Regions from separate parts of the Homo sapiens genome. Here regions 2 and 3 are each linked to region 1. A link is a loop called in an ENCODE intact Hi-C map of the cell type or tissue named here. Cell type or tissue: chondrocyte. All regions are shown on one strand.

Region 1 (5,000 bases):
ATGGTTCTTGTTTCCCTATAACCATGGCTCTCACATGGCTTAGCTTGCTGGGACCAGGTCTGGCCCACTGACTACAAGATGGGCGTGATCCATCACTCACCATAGGCTACGGTCAATCTCTTCCTCTTCGCTCCTGGGGTCCAATCTGCTGGGGCTGGTGGGGCTGGGGCAAGAAGGAGTCATGTGGCACCCCCATCAAGTTCTACCTTGCTATGAACTGAATGTTTGTGTCTCCTCCAAAATTCAGTTGAAACCCTAATTCCCAATGTGCTAGTATTAGGAGGTGGGGTCTTTGGGAGATAACTAGGGTTAGCTGAGATCATGAAGGGGGAGCCTCCATGATGGCATTAGTGTTCTCATAAGAAGAGGAAGAAAGACCAAAGCTCTCTCTTTCTCCACTATGTGAGAATTCAGTGAGAAGGTAATCATTTGCAAGCCAGGAAGAGAGCCCTCTCCAGAACTTGACCATGACGGCACCCTGATGTCAGACTTTGTAGCCTCCAGGGGTGTGAAAAACAAATGTCTGCTGTTGAAGTCACCCAGTCTGTGGTATTTTGGCCAGCCTGAATTGACTAAGACATACTTCTATATGAGGATTTATGAACAGGTTCCTAGGCAAGGGAGTCTGCAAATTGAAGAGGCATCCCAAAACATGCCTACTACCCCTCCTTTTTTATTTAAGTTTCACAGGACCCTCTTGGTTCTCCTTTTCTTAGGTGCCTCCAATCTTCTAAGTATAACATTCTGTGACAATTCTGTGACAGAATAAGTATTTATTCTCTGATAATTAAGGAAAAACAAAAACAAAAAGAAGACAAAACACCCACATTTGTCCCTGAAATTTAAAATACGAAGGGTTGTTCCCTGGTTTTCTGATTGTAGGGTCAAAAAACGAAGAAGCAACGAGACTAGCAATTGGATACCTTTAGATCCCAAACTTCATCCTATCATTGGTTTCTGGATAGATTATTTATTGCCCTTGAAATTCAGCAGAAGGGGGCTGGGTGCAGTGGCTCACACCTGTAATTCCAGTACTTTGGGAGGCCGAGGTGGGCAGACCACCTGAGGTCAGGGGTTTGAGACCACCCTGATGAACATGGAGAAATCCCATCTCTACTAAAAATACAAAATTAGCCGAGTGGGGTGACGCATGCCTGTAATCCCAGCTACTTGGGAGGCTGAGGCAGGAGAATCGCTTGAACCTGGGAGGTGGAGGTTGCAGTGAGCCAAGATCGTGCCATTGCACTCCAGCCTGGGCAACAAGAGTGAAACTCCATCTCAAAACAAAACAAAACAAACAAACAAAAAAAGAAATTCAGCGGAATGAGGAGTCTTAAAAACCTAAAAGCTAGAAGGGGTTTTATTGGATTATCTAATCTAACCTCTGGATTTTACAGCAAAAGACATTGACATTGGGCCTTAGTTCAAAGAATGACTAGAGGTAGAGCCAGTGGAATTTCTCCTAACCCAACGTTTGTGATCTTTTCATTACATCATCTAAGCAGAACCTGTAGGGGTTAACTCTGAGAATTGGGGATGATGCTTGTGATAATGCAGCAAAAAGTAATGTCTAAATGTAAGATATTATTTTGAGATGAGAACACCGAATGGGGATGGAAGACAGGAATCTTCACCATGTGTGAATGTACAGGAAACAACCAATAAATGCCTTAATTCTTGTTCTGTAAAAACTTACATGTAAGTAAAAGATCGCCGAAATTGATCTGAACTCTGTTACTGCCACAAACTTTTATCAGCAAATGGAGATTAGGATGTTCCCACTGCCAGATGGTATATAGGAATATGGTTGAATGTGGACTGTTATCACAGACTGTCTGGTTTCAAAGGTGGGCTCTGTCACTCAATATAGTTGTGTGACTTAGTTAAGTTTGTACCACTTACAAAACTTCTTCCTTGGGTCAAGCTACTCAATTTTACTTGCTTCTGTTGCCCAATATACAAATTACAGTAGTAATACATACTCCATAGGGTTATTCTTAGGCTTAAAGTAGCCAGTATTTGTGAAGTTATAGGAACACTGTTTAGCATATAGTAAACACATGTGTTATCTGTCATTATTATTACTTGCTTTTCTGTTGCAAAGACTAAAAGCTATTGTTTTGGAGTAGGGAAATTTCCATTTAAAATTCCATTGGCTAGGTTAGCGGTATCAGTTGATTTAGCAAGGAATTAAGAGATGAAAAGGAATTATTTCTTTCGTGGTGGCTTCATCTTTATCTGTATCCACTATAAAATTCGTAAAGTGGGCGTTATTTGCTTTACACAGACCAGAAAACAGGCTACAGAAGGTAACTGCTTGGCCAGAAATGGGTTGAGTCAGTCGTGGCTTATGGCACAAACTACATTTGAGTCTACAAAGCAATAGATGAAGGTCTTCGCCAAGTGAAGACTTTTTGGACTTGGAAAGTTCACACACTTCCAGCGCTCTATAAGAAGATAGGGTGGGGGAGTTGGAGGAGAGGACCCACATCCCTCTTCCAGCCTAGGACCAACTTGGCCCAGAGGCCTTTTCCCATGCCGCCCAAGGCTCGCTGAGAAATCTGGCTCCACACAGTGGGAGAACCCAGGGTCAGGCTTACTGTGAGTGAGGCCGGCCCAGTCTTTCCCGAGCCTTCCTCAGGGAGACCTGGGGGTATCTCACTTCCCTGCGGAAGTCTGTGGAGTTTAATTTGTAAATTTGTGCCGAAACTACACTTTTGTGTCAAAGAGCAAGGACGGCCAAGAAGCGGCAACACGAATAAGAGCGCAGGGAAATGGGGCCTGCGAACGACCTCGGCCTCGGGAACTCCCACAGTGCCGCCCCACGCGCGACGCCTACCCGAGAACAGCCACCCGCCTCCGCTCCCGGAGGAGGCGTGGTCGACCAGCACCGCCATCTTGGCCGCCTCTCTAGGCGCTCTGTTTACCACTCTATGGTCGCCTGCTCCCGCCCCGCCCCTTCCCAGTCATTGTCTGGAGGAGCAGCCGCGGCCGCAGCTCCTTCTCTTTATAAGCCCGCAGTTCCCGGATGTGAATGGATTACAATGTATCTTTCAGGGAAACCTATTATTATCAATGTGACTCCACGGGGGAGTCCATGGTGATGATGATGAGGAGGAGGATGATGATGATGAGACACCTCTAAACTTGGAACAAGTTTAAGACTTTATGAGAGAAGAAAAAAAATCACCAACAAGAATTGTTTGAGGAAAAATTATAACTATCCTGTGTTCATTTTTTTTTTTATAAACAATAAGAAAAAGTTGTTGGATTTTTTTTTAATGATTTCTTTTTTGGGGGAGGGAATTTTGTTGCAGTTTTATGGTGGAAAATGCAAAAACCAGAGCCAGGTGCATAATCTTGTAATCTGTGGATATCCCTGGAGCAGGACTGAGTACCAGTTAAAATACTTTTTGGGGATACACATGTGAGATACTAAGTACTTGCAGAAGATTTTTGTCTCTCTTTTTAAAGTCTCTTTCCTTGGAATATTGTGAGAATATTTGTGGCCATTTAAGGTAACGTTTCAATTTGCCGTCAGAGTAAACTGTTTGTAATTGAATTTAATTTTTAAAATGTCGATCCCGATGTTTTATTAAAACAAAAGGGACAACCTATTAAATAATTGCCAATGGGAAAAAGTGTGTGCATGCATTTTGTGTATGTACTCGCACATCTAGCAATACCAGGATTTGTAGAATGTGTGTTTTTTTTTTCAAACACACGTTAAAATAGCTTATGTTGCATATACCGGATAAAGCACGCTTGTTATTACGAAACGATAGAATTATGAAGCTTAAATTTTATCCTAAAAAGTGATGTGAAAAAGTATGTTTTAAGAGCATGCAGGGCCTATAATGGTAAATGTTGAATTAAAAACTTACAGTGCTGGCGAACAGGGACTTAGCGTGCCTAGGAACTCAAGTGCAAAAACAAAACAACATCCACCCCCAAAAATTGCCCTTTTTTTTTTTCGAAGTTTGCAGTTATACTATTCTGTGACTTAAAAGGGAGGGGAAAGAAAGTATGCAATTCAGATTTCGCCCCCAACGCAAAACTACCGAAACGAAAATCTCCCCAGGAAAATGTGGCTTGATTTATAGACGAAAAAGAAAAATATTGTTCCTCTTGGCAAAGTCTTTTTGCATCACGTGTATTTGCAGCCTAGTATAAACTTGCTTTGCCGTGTGTGGATGTGTGAGTGAGAGGGAACGAGAGTAAGAGAAAGAAAGAAGTGAGGGGATGTAAACTCGAATAAATTTCAAAGTGCCTCCGAGGGATGCAACGGGCAAAAACTGAACTGTTCAGGCTTCAGATTGTAACTGACGATCTGAGGAAAAATGAGGTGCTCGATGAATTTTCGTTTGTATTTTTTGGCGAGGCGGGGGAGGTGTTGAGATTTTTTTTTTTTCCCCTCGGGGTGGGTGCGAGGGGGATGCATCCTAGCCTGCCCGACCCGGAGCAAGTCGCGTCTCCCCGCCGGAGCCCCCCCACCCATTTCTTTGCTGAACTTGCAATTCCGTGCGCCTCGGCGTGTTTCCCCCTCCCCCCTTCCCTCCGTCCCCTCCCCTCCCCGGAGAAGAGAGTTGGTGTTAAGAGTCAGGGATCTTGGCTGTGTGTCTGCGGATCTGTAGTGGCGGCGGCGGCGGCGGCGGCGGGGAGGCAGCAGGCGCGGGAGCGGGCGCAGGAGCAGGCGGCGGCGGTGGCGGCGGCGGTTAGACATGAACGCCGCCTCGGCGCCGGCGGTGCACGGAGAGCCCCTTCTCGCGCGCGGGCGGTAGGTACCGGCGCCTGCGGGGCTCGGCGGGGCGGAGGCGCCCGGCGGCGCGGGGTTCGGGCTCGGCGGCCCCGCACGCGGCTCCGCGCCTCCCGCGCCGCGGGCTCCCGGCGCCCGGCGCTCCCAGAAGAGACACCCCTTCCCCTCCCGCCGCTTCCCTCCCCCTCGCCGCCAGCCCCCCCGCCCCTCCCCTTGATGCCCCCTCGGAGGGACCGAGGACTTT
Region 2 (5,000 bases), 250 kb after region 1:
CAAGCTGGGAGTGCCCAGGTAGAAGGGGAAAAAAGCATGTTCATTTATTCATTCATTCCTTTCTCCGTTTATACTTATTCAAAGAGTATTTTTCATTGCAGCTAAAAACTAGACACACCATGTAACATGGAACATGTCTTTTTCTTCTATGTATTCTTATTTAAATCGTGGAGCTTTTCAACTGAGATTCTTCACGTTTAATGAAATTTGCAGTCTTGTGTCACTTGCGTCACAATTTGTAGGAATAACCTTAGCATTTTAAAGAGTATACCGTGTAGCCTTTTGAGAAAGTCATGCATTTGAAAAATAAAATAACCCACAAAGTGTAACACATGGACTTTTGTCCCTTAAGCTGATTGCCCTTACTCACTTGTCACCACCTTTACGAGAGTGAGGGATATGTTTTAGATACATTTTTTTTTGTCCTATAGAAACCAGACTCACTGCTTTACTTATGCGTATTACTCTGAAATATATTTCCAGTGAATGAATATAGTAGTAAAAGTGGTGTAGCAAGGTAGAAAAAACACTGCACTAGACATAAAAAGACCTTTCAAGTATAACGTCTGACAGCCTCTACTTACACACCCAGTGGCCTTGGTTAGGTCACAAACCTGCTTCTCTGTCTACAAAGCAGGTATAAAATAGTGCCTGCATAATAAGGTGGTGTCAATATACTGATAACAAACCTTTATCAAAGTACTTATTCCATGCCAGAGTACTTATTCCATGTTCTAAGTGGTACACTATTACATCATTTGCATCTATTGAATCATTTATTCCTATAAAAATCCTGTGAGATGGGTACTACTGTTTATTCAAGAGACTTAAAAATGAGACACAGAGAGGTGAAGAAACATGTCTGCGGTCACACATAGTAAGTGGCAGAGCTGGGAGTGAGACCTGGGCAGCCTGTCTCTAAAGTTTCTGTGTTCTTAACCATAGTGCTGTCTATGCTGCCTAGCGTTTCAGACACTCTGTAGACCAAAAAGCTCTCTACAGCAAGGTTGTCATTAAGTTAGCAAGTATTTGACTATCTACAATAAATTAATATTCAGAAATTTCATTTCACTGTAGAGTGATCATCAGTATCTCTGTATAGTCATGTCCTATAACTTTTGCCCAAGCAAATCAGTATGCCAGGCAGTCCAGGGGAGCATCTGTGTAAACAAAGACAGTATAATATAGTGGTTAGAGTATGAAATCTGATCAACTGGGTTTTTAGGGGGCTATGTCACTTCCTAGCTACACAGTTATTTGTAAAATAAGTACTCATTGGGGTTTGAATGCATTTATGTAATATCCTTGAATGTTACATACTATTGTTACACATAATAAAAAGCACTGTCATGCTATTATCAGTAACAAGGTAACTACCTTTCATTTGGCATTTGAGAAACAAATCTAACATGGCAGCCTACTTAGGAGTAGTTAGCAGTAGAATAGAAACTAAGACCAGGGTCTCAGCTATGTTCAAAAGAATTTTACCTAACAGAGGTCACTTGCTTTTTCTGAAATTATGTAATATTGCTTTTTTTTTTTTTTTTTTTTGAGATGGGGTCTTGCTCTGTCACCTAGGTTGGAGTACAGTGGTGCAATCATAGTTCACTGCAGTCTCAAACTCCCAGGCTCAAGCGGTCCTCCCACCTCAGGCTCCTGAGTAGCTGGGTACACAGGTTCACAACCACCACACCTGGCTAATTTTTTTCTTTTTTTTTGGTAGAGACAGGGTCTCCCTGTGTTTCCCAGGCTCTGCAAACCCATCTCTATCAAACCAAGACACGTAGTCAGCCCTTTTAATCATTAGACCTAGTGGTCTGCAAAGTTTGTGTTGGAAATACTTTATCTTCTCTCTTTTGAACTGGTACATCGGCTGTGATGCCCGGAGCTGCTTATACTGTGGTTCCCTTGGCCAATAATTTGTTTATGCCTAAATCAGCCTTGCCTCTAAGTGATAAGGAGATACGTGCTTTTTCTTTTGTTTTGTGTCAGTGGTATTCTCTAATAGGCCGGGAACGGGTCTGCCCAAGTGATGCACAGCCCCTTGGTGGGGCTGGCTATAGATCCCCCCGCAAAACTGAAGGTTAGGCCTAAGATATTAGCTTTGCCTGGCAAGATGAAGATGTGTGGACTAGGTAGACCTGTGTGGCAGTCTGTTTCTTTTATAAAGTAAACAGAGTTCAGTTTGTTTAGGACTGCTTAGGTAGATTTCTTACACTGAGCAGGAATATTTGTACAGATGTTTTAAGGTAAAGTCAAAGAATGGCTAGATTGTAGCCTTTGACGCATTATAATGTATCTTTTCTCAGTGCCCCTGTTGAATTCACAAAAGAAAAGGTATTTTTGATCATCGGCTATGAGAAACTTAAAACACTTTTTTTTATATATAAAGGCTGATTTAGTTAACTCTTCTTGCATTTAAAGAAAAAAACATCTGCTGAAAGTAGGGAGGGGGGAGGTGTGAGCGGAAGCGTGGTCTCCACATTCCACAATGAATGTCTTTTCCCAGCCAATTTTAATTTGCAGAAAAACCAGGCACTGAGTTAGATTCCTCGGGAAAAGTCCCTGTTGGCTGATGAGCCCTGAACTTCTTCCGTGTACACCCTGAACAGGGACTGATGCTTCAGTTCACAGAGATAATTTTTCTCTGGAAAGCCGATAGATCCGATTTAGCCACCCCTCATTTGTAGTCATTGCCACCTTGTGGATTACAAAGGATATTGGTTTTCATCAAACTTCCATTTCGATTTGGCTTTTTATGGCAAGTACACGTTGGCAGTGGATTGCCGTGTTCCTCACCAAAAGGATCCTGGTTTGTTCAGCAACACCTCACTTCTCCACTCACAGTTCATTTATGATTCTGATGAGAGTGTTTTTTCAGGAAACACACATTTCACTTTTTGACCTAGGAGCATCTGTTAGAATTTTTTTTTAATACTACTTTGGCATTCTGAAAGTGTTAATGTCTTTCATATCTGTTTAATGCTATTTAGGGATATTTATGATCACCTCTTGGTTACTCAGGGTAAAGTGTGTCGCAATTTTTTTTAAACAGACAGGAAAGCATTCACATGAGGAAACAGATTGCTTTAAACATGTGCTTCCTGTGACAGTAAAAAGAACAAATTAGATTTAACACTGTGTAATGAATGCATAAATGTGTACATTTAAGCTTTTAAAAGCTTTATGTTCAGTTCTGGTCACAACAAAAATTGAGTCACCTGTAAAAATTAAAGATGCCCAGGGTACTCTCAGACTTTTGAAATGCCCAGCAATTGCAGTCCTCACCTGACGATGCCTCGTTGGAATTATAAAAAGCATGATCTATTAGTGCTGGAGAGAACTAGAACATTACAAGGCACATTCAGAGGTTAAACCAGGTTACAGTCAGATTCCGTACATTTAGCAAATAAATCAGAATTTGTTGTGGGGGGGAGAATACTTCACTCTCATCTTCCTCCCTAAGAATCAATGAAAAAATCAATTTTCGGGAACCCCATATATTCCTCTGTCTTTCATGAAAGAAAAAGAAGGAAACCTGATGTTTACTTACTAGCATTTACTACAATTTAATTATATAAGAAAATGACTCTTTTTCTTATGTAATTCAGTTTGTGTTTTGTATGCTGGCAGGGAGTGAATAGAATCTGAGTTAATATTTCCAGTTAGACTAGAGTGTGGAATTGGAGGGCCTGAATCCTCTCCCCGGAAGAAGAGGCACTCATGGCCATTTCTGTCTGAGCCTGCGGATAGTGCCTCTCCGTCCCCTGTGCTTTCAAAGCTAAGGATTTGTGGCACGCTTGCCATCTCTCTGGCCAAGGAGGGCCAGGAGAGAGTCCCTCGGGGGAGGGCACATAGTTTGAGGACATCTGACTCTCTTCTATCACATACTGAGGTACTAATATCAAAACAGACTGCTTGTCGTCGCACGGTGGGGCAGTGCTTTTTTTGGCTGCCGTGGTCGAAATGAAATGGGCAAGCTGTAGTCCGCTTGGCATCAGAATGGGCTAAGGGAAGCAGGGAAATCAGAGTCAGACTGTGAATGCAAGTCACAGCCAATGGTTAACTTCCTTTTTGTGTGTCACTTGGCAGCAGCGAGACTGATGGTGATTTTTTTTTTTAACATGGGTGAGAGTTCAGTGCCCTAGGAAGAGCCGTAGATGCTGTTATTGTGCTTCCTCATACAGTTGACTTGTGTTGATTTCTTGAGGCCAGTACAGCTGTTCCAAGAGCCAGCTCCAGGAGCTTTGTGTGTATGTACATGGCCATCGGACGTCGGATGAAAAAGGTAAACAGATGAGAGGTGATCCATACAAAATCTCACTGCTGATCACTAGGCAGTCTTAGGGGAATCAGGTTCTGGCATAAGGCAATAATACCAAAGAATAATATATAGTGCACTTGAAGGGATACTCCCTTGTATACAGACACCCAAAGATATTTTTAAATTATCACCACTCCGCACCCCTCATCTCACATACAGGATTCAAATCAATTTTGGACTGTCTGGAAAATGTAGGACTAAAATAGCCAGATTGAATTCAGATAAAATTACCTTCTGCTTTTTTGGGAGGTTGTTGCTTTTTGGTTAGCCACATTATTTTCTTTGAAGATTCATTTGGAAGAGAGTTTGGTAGAATTTCTAGCCTCTCTCAAGATTTTCCTCCCATTTCTCTGTTTGCAAAGAGCTGTTCCCCAAAGGCAAAAAGAGCGAGTTGCCATCTTGAGCGAATTGTATGTTTAGTGAACACCAAATGGTCTCAGAGTTACCCTAAATTTTCATTATATCTGGTTGCTTTCAAATACTATTTATTCCCCTCAAAACTCCTAACCATTTATATAAGATATCAGTAAGATGACCAACTTCTGACAACCCAAAAGCAGGGAAGGAAGCTTAGAAATAGAATACCATTTGTCTGGTAATTAGAGTGTATCTCTTAAGAGTTCGAGAGAATTCTGATTAACCTTTCTGTTCCCACATTCTCACGTAAAATTAGCAC
Region 3 (5,000 bases), 190 kb after region 1:
ATTTTTAGAAATTACCAAAACAGGACACTAGATGTTCAGTTTCTTAGGAAGTCAGAGCAGATTCTACTTTATCCATCTTTCTGTCTTTCTGCCTGCCTCCTTACCTGCCCAGCTTCCTGCCTGCCTATCTACCTGTTAAACAAGTGAATATTACATCAAAGTAAGTGATGTAATGGTGATATTGAAGCATTCTTAGATGCAAGAGCTTAAGGAAGGACACGCGTCCTTTGATAGCTCATGAAGGTCGAGCCTTTTCTGTTAGTAATATTTATAGAGAGAAGTTAAAGGGTATAAGTAGCTTAAATTTGATGTACACAGATGAGTAAATATGTCTTTGTGACCATTCACACTGCTGATACAAGTATAAATTTATCTTTTCTTCAGTGCAAAATCCTCATACAATGGAAGTTATTCTGTTAGATCTTCTAAGACTGACAGTCTGTGCGATGGTGTCTTGTTTCACTGAAATTGAAACTGATATGGGGCATTGATTTTATACTTTGCGCTGAGCGCTAGACCAGAAATGGGGCGGAGGTGTTTTCCCAACTTTAAGATTCATTAAAATCAGTAGAAAAGTTAATACTGGGAAACGGGGTTAATTTTAAGACTTAGGTTTGGCTTTCTTTGAAAACCACCATCCATTTTATATATGTAATGACTTGGATACAGGATACCCTTTTGACCACATAGAAAAATTTATGGATATAAATGTATCAAAGATACATTCTTTGTGTGGGGTCAGGAAGGCATACTCTAATAACATTGCCATTGCCATTGACCTAAAAGATAAAAAGACTACTGTTACTTTTAGCATTCGTGTTGAGTTGAGAGGGGAAAACTTGGGGGTTGTAAACTTCAGAAGGAAATCTATTCAGCCTCTCAAAATACAAGTTTAGAGTTTTCCTGTTGGAAAAAGGAATACTGTAGTCCTATGTATCAAGTACAATTACTGTAAAGCTCCAGTCTTGACGAAAGAAGTATCCTTTAGACTTGCGTGGGGTGGGGTCTTAGGCACCTGCCTGCCTCTTTTAGCCCCTTTTAATGTTCTGGTATGGACAGATTTCTACAATGATTCTCCACATGTCACTATCTGGACTCTACTGCTTAGATCTCTTGTAATGTGATTTCATTATCCTCCCTAATGATTATTGGGGTTAAACTTTAAAAAGAAACAAATGAACACCCTTGATTTTATTCTTAGATGTGGCCGAATAGCATCGAAGGGTCTATAGATCTCTGTAGAGCAGTCTACAGATAAAAATTGGGTTGTTAGAATTGGAACAAGACATTCACATTCCATGATCCCTTGTCCTGCTGGGTCTATTGGTGGAATCTGAACTTGGGTTCAGAGTAGGCAATTTTTCAAAAGCCCTGTTTCCCAAATGTAAATTCCATCATCATCTTGATCATGATGGGGTTCACTCCTGGGAAAGGGAGTTTTTAAAAAAGAGAGAGAGAGAGAGACTCAGAATTTTGAATAGTTTCTTTGCTAAATTCACCATCTGGAGAGCCTGTGATTGATTAGTTTTGGCCTCACTATTAAGTGTCAATATAATCAATGGGAATTACTAGGCTAGGGTCATTACATAGATAATTTGCCTGCTGTGTAAATAAAAATGAAATTGTTTAAATTTTGTGCAAGAGAAAGTGAAAATAAGGAGTTACGATTTGTTTGTTAGAGAAAGTGGAGGCCATTGGAATGACAGTTTTTGGAAGTGTGGAGCAGTTTGGCTAAGAATAGGAATGAAGGATATTTTTTTCCAGTTTATCATAGCCAGAGTGAGGAAGTGTTATTCCCTCTCTTGCTTGCATACATTGCCAGTAGTGCCTACTTTACGTATGTAAACATCGGGGAAGAGCAGTAGATGTCTGTTACCTGGAGGAGATTTTTTTTTAAGGAAAAACACAATTTACACTTTTTTGTCGTTTCTCTTGGCAGGTAAAACAGAAAGGGGCTCATACTCATCTTATGGGAGAGAATCAAACTTACAGGGTTGCCACCAGGTAAGTGAGAATCTCTGTTGCGGAAGGGTTGAGAGGATTAACCTGGTAAATCAGTTTGTTTTCTAAATTAGATGATGCATTTTAAACTGTGACACCAAAGATGCACCGGCAAGTCAGATGATGGCTCTCTCTTTAAGTAATGAAATAACACAGAGCTTAGAACTAATAAACACCTCATCTTTAGATCGCTGCTGTATCAGAACTACATTCATGGGCTTGTTTTTATTTTTTAATCCATCAGCCGGTACCAGTGGCACTGTTTGCAAACCAGCAATGTCGGTGAAAGTGGTTCTATTAAAAGAGTTTATTTGCAATTAAGAACTTAAGAATTTCTTACGCAGGAAATACTTCGCGGAGTCATGTGTCAGACCCTGGGTTTCGGGTGGCTATTGCCCTAAATTATAGTTTTCATAGGGGCTGTATGATGTTGTGTGAAAACAGGGTTGTATTGAGGGATAAAAATGTCTGTGAAAATATGATTTGTTGTCCCTTTTTGTTTCTGAATTGTTTTTGGCTGGAAGTCAAGGCCAGCAGGCTAACAGCAAAGCCGTCTCAAGGGAAGCATGCGTGAGCTAGAAAAATAAGAGTACTTTAATTAAATAATAAAATGCCAGTGTAATACAAAGGTATAGCATGTGTGTGTTTGTGTCTCTGGGCACTTTGCATTTGTATACTTTAAACTCTCCAGAGAGAGCCTATTTCTAAAAATACTGTCAATAGCTAAAAGTATAAGCTTTGTTTCAAGACAACTGAGTTTTTATAGATGCTTTCTTTTTCAGTTCAGTATCAGTATTAATCATGTATTTAAAATCTTTTTTAAAAATTTATACTTCCTTTTTATAAGTGCATTGGTTTCTTACTTTGGAAAACTCTTGATGGAATTTAATAATCCTCTTTAATATTCAGAGCTCTCTACTGTTTTTATTATTCACGCAAACAAAATGTACTTTTTTTTTTTCAAATGCTGGAAAGGGGATGCTTACTCTCTTGAACTCTCTCACCCTCTGATGTTCTTGATGGGGGAAAAAAATCTATTTTAATTTTATTTTAAACAGCCCATTTAATATACCCCTGAAAAATGTAAGCAAAGTTTTGTTTTTGTAATTAAATCGAGCCTATGAGGAAAGTTTCCTTTACGTACCAGACATAGGAAGGTACGACTTCTGGTGGGTTGGTGTGTTTGTTTTTTCCCTGTATATATTTGCATTTTTAAAGTTTACTCCCTTGGCCCAGCCACCAATTCAGTCATATTCGGCATCTGAAAGATTTGTTGCATTGAGGTGAACAGTGCTTGGTTAAGAGCTCCTGCCGGAGTGCAGTTCATGGCAGTTTGTTTGGAAAGAATTCTGCAGGAAAGAAATTTACAGCCATTCCAGCGCAACGGAAACATCTTTGGAATGTGAGTGCAAATGTTCGGGCTAGATAGCCTGGGCGACAAGCCTCTGAGTGCTGTGTCTCTGGTGTAAAGCTCTCAGTTCCTGCAGAAGACCGTGTTCCTGTGGGTCTGGTTTCTGAGGGTCAAGGCGGAGGTCATTAGAGTTTTGGGGAGAAGAAAGTTGACAACATCCTTCCTTTCTGCAGATGGTCATGGCAGAGGTCTCTGTTTTCGCTGGGCCCCTTTTTCTGGTCATTGAGAGAATAGGCTTCCTCACCCCTGTATCCTTTCTTACTAATAGGAATTGGCGTGATTCCTCACAGACACAAAGATTTCCTCTGCTGAGTAAGCGTGAGGCCCCTTAACTTGTGAAAGCATCATCCAGACCGTGTGAGTCTGTCTGTGTATGTGCAGAACACAGACCCTCCTTTCTCCGTTTGTGGGGAATACTTCCCTCGGGTGAAACTGAAGTTAATTTTTTTTTTTTTCCAAACACAAGGTGAGAAGTGGAAAGGGGCAGAGGGTGGAAGAGAGGTGGATGGATTGGCATGTGATGGCTGAATTTCTGGGCCTTGGGAGGTTCGTTTTGAGGCATTAATGTCCAGGAAAATTCTTTTGTATATAGCACTATGACTGCATATGCTTTTCTTAAAAAGCCTTCGTAATGTAGCCGTGGAGTGTGGAGATTCCTTCATTCTTAATTTGTGCTTCATGGTTGTGAGTCTTGCAAGAGTCTACTATCTCTGTGCTTAGCGTGGTCGCAGCAATCTCCATAAACAGTGTGATTACTTAGGGATAAATAAAAGTGAAATTTTGGAAATTTGCTGACAGAGGGAAAATAGGGACTGAAGATGAAAAATGTACAGAGTATGAATTTCTGCTTTCTGTGAAATTTGAGAATAGAACAGACCATAGTGTGTCTTCCAGTGAATCAGTTTCTCTTGTGCCGTATTGTTATTTGAATCCCTGTCTACAACATCAGCTATGCAAACCAAAGAGAAAGGCAAAATCTCAGTATCTTGGGCTTCAAGTCTAAATAGCAGATCACAGCTGAAATGATTCCCCACTGTGTGACAAGGTGAGTGACTCGTGGAGGGGAGGCTTTTGTTTTCTTCTGTTTACTACATGATTGAGATACGGAATAGGAAACCTTCAGATGGTGTGCCCTAAGGAGCTCCAAAAGCTGCTTTATCGTATTATAACAGTGTATCCTATGGACTTAAAGGGGTGAGCAGTGCTATATGGAAACATGCTTCTTCCAGTCTCAATAGCCTTTTGTTTGGTGTAGAGACAGAGTGGTGGTAAGCAACAGGTAGCAAAGCGCTGTCCTGGAGGAATACATTATTATTGTGAGACGTGTGTTGTTTCAGAAATATATCAAGTTAAAAATAGATATATATTTTAGATTTCTCCTAAGGATTTAACACTAATACTGATGGACATATGACGCTTTTTTAAATGGATATATTTTAGCAGAAGAATGAAAGCCGGCAGGTTCTTTATTAGCAATTAAGTTGTTTTCATTAAAAATAGTAATGAGATATTATTTCATTAATGCATTTCCACCTGAAGTTATCAGAAATAAACATGGTGACTTTTTGAGACTTTTAAAATTGTGTTG

What was found. Peaks named below come from ENCODE experiments on the same cell type or tissue, not always from the same donor. Only the 100,000 strongest peaks of a DNase experiment are listed, where the experiment ranks them.
Region 2: it touches region 1 in a loop (6-fold over the local background); 47 of 110 quality-filtered maps call a loop at or near these places.
Region 3: a loop joins it to region 1, with 4 times the contacts of the local background. A loop is called at or near these places in 54 of 110 quality-filtered maps.

What each region holds. Positions count from the first base shown.
Region 1 is chr18:55,587,815-55,592,814 of GRCh38, reverse strand. TCF4 (transcription factor 4) reads left to right here and starts at 4,623. Exons shown (of 20, transcript NM_001083962.2): 1 at 4,623-4,777. It overlaps LOC105372126 (a long non-coding RNA gene), which reads right to left and starts at 2,916. Exons shown (of 3, transcript XR_935479.3): 1 at 2,840-2,916. RefSeq lists an enhancer at 2,809-3,038. In chondrocyte, a CTCF peak has its summit at 2,835; DNase peaks (open chromatin) are centred at 2,914 and 4,684.
Region 2 is chr18:55,337,135-55,342,134 of GRCh38, reverse strand. All of the region lies in intron 8 of TCF4 (transcription factor 4), which reads left to right. Among named protein-coding and RNA genes, the nearest start is that of TCF4-AS1, 110 kb to the left of the region's middle. In chondrocyte, a CTCF peak has its summit at 2,706 (motif pointing left); no DNase peak of the experiment used is centred here.
Region 3 is chr18:55,400,458-55,405,457 of GRCh38, reverse strand. TCF4 (transcription factor 4) reads left to right here. Exons shown (of 20, transcript NM_001083962.2): 6 at 1,940-2,004. Among named protein-coding and RNA genes, the nearest start is that of TCF4-AS1, 50 kb to the left of the region's middle. In chondrocyte, no CTCF peak of the experiment used is centred here; no DNase peak of the experiment used is centred here.